Linked DNA regions of Homo sapiens: region 1 is linked to region 2. A link is an interaction called in ENCODE POLR2A ChIA-PET data of the cell type or tissue named here. Cell type or tissue: PC-9. All regions are shown on one strand.

Evidence for each region. ChIA-PET counts read pairs that join two places held together with the same protein. Peaks named below come from ENCODE experiments on the same cell type or tissue, not always from the same donor. Only the 100,000 strongest peaks of a DNase experiment are listed, where the experiment ranks them.
Region 1: POLR2A ChIA-PET joins it to region 2 with 5 read pairs; 10 of 35 experiments call an interaction of 5 or more read pairs at or near these places.

What each region holds. Positions count from the first base shown.
Region 1 is chr14:90,703,829-90,706,328 of GRCh38, reverse strand. All of the region lies in intron 5 of TTC7B (tetratricopeptide repeat domain 7B), which reads left to right. Among named protein-coding and RNA genes, the nearest start is that of TTC7B-AS2, 7.7 kb to the right of the region's middle. In PC-9, no CTCF peak of the experiment used is centred here; no DNase peak of the experiment used is centred here.
Region 2 is chr14:90,418,184-90,420,683 of GRCh38, reverse strand. No RefSeq gene overlaps it. Among named protein-coding and RNA genes, the nearest start is that of CALM1, 22 kb to the right of the region's middle. RefSeq lists a silencer at 1,273-1,473. In PC-9, no CTCF peak of the experiment used is centred here; a DNase peak (open chromatin) is centred at 1,303; H3K27ac peaks cover 1,358 bases.

The sequences.
Region 1 (2,500 bases), 290 kb before region 2:
TAGCCAGGTGTGGTGGCAGGTGCCTGTAGTCCCAGCTACTCAGGAGGCTGAGGCAGGAGAATGGTGTGAACCCGGGAGGTGGAGCTTGCAGTGAGCCGAGATTGCGCCACTGCACCCAGCCTGGGCAACAGAGCGAGACTCCATCTCAAAAAAAAAAAAAAAAAAAATTATTCCAGCTAATAAATGAAAATGCAGTGGGAGAATTAGAATGTCACCACTTAGTAACTCCCGGGAGATTGATGCTGAAAGTGTTGAATACCAAGGGCTGCTAATGTCAGAACAAGAGCACAACACTGCTGAAGTCTTGCCAAAGGGATCGACCCTGAATTGATCAAGCCTGCGGATCTAGCTGCCAAATTGCAGGAAATACAGAGAACAGAGGCATGTATTGAACTGTAGCATGAATGTGCAGTTTTCTAGCCAGTGGGAAACTCTATAGGCTGAACAGTTCAGGTTTTCTCTAGCAGATAAGTTGTAAGAAAAAGAGGTAGTGGGGAAGGTGTAAAGTAGGAGCGATTTTGAAGAATCGTCAAGTGAAAAAAAGTGGACAAGGCTATAGGGTAGGGATGCCTACGTGAGGAACAAAGCAATTAACCAGAAAAGTCAGGGTAGTTGTTACTTTTAGTTGGAGGGGGCTGTTCATTGGCATGTGGTGAATGGCGGTGTCTTTATTTTTTTTGGTGGTGGTTACATGGTGTGTGCCTTCTAATAGTCCCTTACGCCATACAATTGTTTTATATGGCTTTCGGTATCTATATTTTATCGAATAAAATATTAAGAAAGAATTGAGGGGGTCAATGAAATATGGGCTAGAACAGTACCCAGCAGAGGGCAGGGGAGGGAATCCCTGCCCTGGGAACCCAGAGGCCGGGTGGGAATCAGGTCCTGGCTCAGCCCCTCCTAGAGCTGTTGGGCCAGACTCCCTTCTTCTCTCTCTGGGACTCAGTTTCCCTCCTTATCAGTTGCGAGTAACGAATTCCTGCCTGTGTCACTAGGTTGGCTGGCAGATCATCTGGAATAATGAGTTGGGGAATGGCATGGAACCAGTTAGTGGTATCTCAGAAGAAGATGATGGCTGACCTTTCCTGGGCAGTGACTGTGACCTTTCATCCTCACAACAGCTACATGAGTAGGTGTGCAGCTGGATCATACTCCATCCTAGTGGGAGGGACCCAGTCTCTGTCCTGAAGAAGCCCAGTCTCTTGTGGGGACTTTCTTGATGAGAGAGTGAAATAATTTTAATTACCATGTCAGTGGTTTGTTAGTAAATGGCAGCTCCTCTGGATGGCTTAGAGGGGCTTGAAATAGCTTATTCCCCTGAGCAAATTAAATATTCTCCTCACAGATCATGTTTGCTCTGCTGATGTGCTTAGCAAAGCTTTTTCTTTTCTGTAGATAGAGCCAAGGTAAACCTGAGCTTCGCGTCGGAGTGAGTGAGTGTGAACTCTGACTGGGAAAGCCAAATAAATGAGGTGCTGTGCGATGAAAGAACTGACTTCAGAGGGTTGACTTCTGGTCAGAGCGTCTTCTGTGTTGTCGCCATCTTATCAATGTTAGTCTTTTTCCCCGACACCATCTTTCTTCTGAGTCCTGTTTCTGCTGTGAAGCTCAGACGCCTCAGCATAAATTCTCTGCTACCCCTTTGTCACCCACTCCCAGTGGGATCCCATCCCGTTCTTTGCAGCCAGATGTGTCTAGGTTCAGAGACTTCAGCTGGCCTGTGCCGCTGGGAGCCTTCCCAGGCTGCTCTCCTGTCCCTGGGATGCCTTTGTTTTGCGTCATAGGAGGTAGTCACATTTTCCAGTTTGACTGCAGGCTTCTGCACGACAGGGATCATCTTCACCTTCCCTTAGCACTGGCATCAGATAGGGCCTGAGTTCAAATCCCAGCTCTTCTGCTGTGGGCTGTGTGATCATGGGCATGTTCCCTGTTATTTCTAAGCCTGTGTTTCCTCATGTATAAAGCTACAATTGAGAAGAAGAGTTTGGTGTAGTACATCGTAGAAACCGGTTCAGATTCTGCACTGTTTTCTATTAAACCAAAGGTTCACAATCACACCAGTGGCTGCTTTTGGCTTTTAGCCAGTAAATGTTTGTATGTGGAATGAAGGGCCGGATGGTGGGACGTAGCAGCTGGTTGGGGAAAGGCGGAGGATTCACGTGTTTTTGAGCATGGAGTCAGAAGCTTTCCAGGTGCCATCTCATTGCATATGGCAAGTAGGTGTTAGTCCTATTTTGCAGATGAGGAAGAGACAAGGTGAAGCCCGTTGGCCAGTCCTTCCCCATCTCAGTGCATGCCTGGCATCTGGTACTTGTTCCCCTTGCCATGTTCCCAGATGGCTCACATTCCATGCTCACTTCCAGTCCTTCTTCTCATGAGCCTCCTCAACCTTTGCCCTTTTTGTCTTCTCTCCCCAGCAGATTTGCCTTTCCCAGGCCCAAGCGGGTTATCTGGTCCCACTCCTGAGAATGTGTGACAATCCCATCGGCACTGTGCTGCC
Region 2 (2,500 bases):
CTACTAAAAATACAAAAGATTAGCCAGGCGTGGTGGCAGATGCCTGTAGTCCCAGCTACTCAGGAGGCTGAGGCAGGAGAATGGCGTGAACCCGGGAGGTGGAGCTTGCAGTGAGCAGAGATCGCGCCACAGCACTCCAGCCTGGGCGAAAGAGCAAGACTCCGTCTCAAAAAAAAAAGGCATCAGGCCGGGCATGGTGGCTCACACCTGTAATCTCAGCACTTTGGGAGGCCAAGGTGGGCAGATCACTCGAGGTCAAGAGTTCGAGACCAGTTTGGCCAACATGGTGAAACCCCATCTCTACTAAAAATACAAAAATAAGCCAGGCATGGTGGCAGGCACCTGTAATCCCAGCTACTTGGGAGGCTGAGGCAGGAGAATCACTTGAACCCGGGAGGCGGAGGCTGCAGTGAGCTGAGATCGCACCACTGCACTCCAGCCTGGGTGACAGAGCGAGACTCTGTCTCAGAAAAATAAAATAAAGTGCATCAGTATGTTCATCAGCTGGCCGAACAGGTGGACCTATTTGACGCTGCGAGGTAAGTTCTGTTACCACGTGCGAGGTAAGTTCTGTTGGGAGCTGAGAAAGACAGGCCTCCAGAATGACATGGGGCAGAACTGGAAGAGAAAACTTGGCCGATTAGGCCATTGTGTCCATGGGGGACTGCCCAGGAGGCAATCAGAACACCGAATGGGGGAATCCAGTCATTTGTGGCTTGCTGGGTGGAAGGTGCTGGCTGGGGCATCGGGAGGCCGGGGTTCAGTCCTGGGCTTACCACCCTCTGCAAGTGGGACTTTGGTTGGTTCTCTGTCTCTGTTTGGGACCAAATTCTTCACCTATTAAGTGGGAGCCTGGGGCTGGGTGTGGTGGCTCATGCCTGTCATCCCAGAACTTCGAGAGGCCAAGTGGGAGGATCACCTGAGGCCAGGAGTTCAAGACCAGCCATGGCAACATAGCTGGACACTGTCTCTACCAAAAAAAAAAAAAAAAGTGGGAGCCTAGACCAGTTATCTCAGCATAACTTTCCAGCTCCAAACATTAAGAAAACCAGCCTCATTCTACCTCTTCCTTGGGAGGACTCTGGAGAAACCCTGGGTGTGGCAGGGTTTTCTCCCTGCCAATATGCTTGGCATTCAGGAAGAGCAGGATGTCACTGAGGCTCTTGCCGCCGGCGCCCGGGCCAGGAGGCCTGCAGGCCCGCCTGGAGCAGGTGAGGATTCAGGATGTGAGTGGGTTTTTCCCTGAAGCTTCTCAGGCCAGAGCCGAGGGAAATATCAGCATCCTGGCAGTTTGCCACCTGAGTCAGCCCAGCTTTGGCTCATTCGAGGAAAACTAACTGCAGGAAGCTAGGAAGTCTGATGTGTGGCAGGATGTGTGTGTGTGTGCGTGTGGGAAGGCGCATGCCCTTGTATGGGCCTATCCATGGGAAAGGGTTCACAGGTGTGCGATGCTGGCATTCGTCTGATACATACCATCGTGGCCATAACAGCCTTAAAATATTCTAAAGCTTCCTTACCTGCTGGTAAAAGCCACCGGCCTCAACACCCCCTGAGGGCCCCCTGCTGCCCCAGCTCCCTCCCTGGACCCCTGGGACCTCCCCCATGAGCCTCCAATTGAAGGGTTAACTCTCAACCCTGCACCAGCAAAAGCAAGAGAGTGTTCTGGTTGGTGGAAAGAACAGGGGACCCTCCCTGTTGTTACACATCTTGACAATTGCCCTGTGACTATGTACATGTGTGTATGTCCATGTGAAGGTTTGCATCTTCAAGCTCATACAGGCCAGCTTCACTAGAGAGCCTGTCACTCATCTCACCACAGCAGTTTAATAAAAGGTGTCCCCTTCCATGGTTTCAGAGGAAGGAGTCTGAAGTTTGGAGGCAGGAGAAAGGGGTTCCCTGCCCAGCAGGGCTCAGGGGCCCAGGTAGGAAAAGTAGCTCAGAGAAGCTGACAACCTGCCGAAATCACTCAGCTAGTAAAGAGAGGAGCTGAGGTTTGAACCCAAACATCCTGGATTGCACTAAGCCTGGGGTTTTATACTCTGAATCAGCCTGGGGATGAACAGCAGCTGCACCTCAGCTCAGCTTCCCAGCTTGCAAAGGTTTCTGACATCTATGGAGCCTCCCAACTCATTCATTCAGTAGGTGAGGTCCTGCGAGCCTAAGTGGCAGAGCCAGGGCTCAAACCCAGATATCAGTGACTCAGTGACTGGGTTCTTAGCATTGTCCCCACAGGCAGCAAAATGGGCACAGGGACTGTGGGGCACAAGCTATCTTCTCACTTGTGATATGCAGCATCACACACACTGGGCCAGCATTTTCTTAGGTCACTGAAAACCTGCTAAGATGCATGTATCACTGACCAAAACAAGGGAGACCAAAAGATGGGAGCAACCCAAATGTCCGTCAACTGATGAATGGGTAAACAAAATGTGGTATGTCCAGACAGTGGAATATTATTCAGCCATAAAGAGGAACAAAATACTGATACCTGCTACAATGT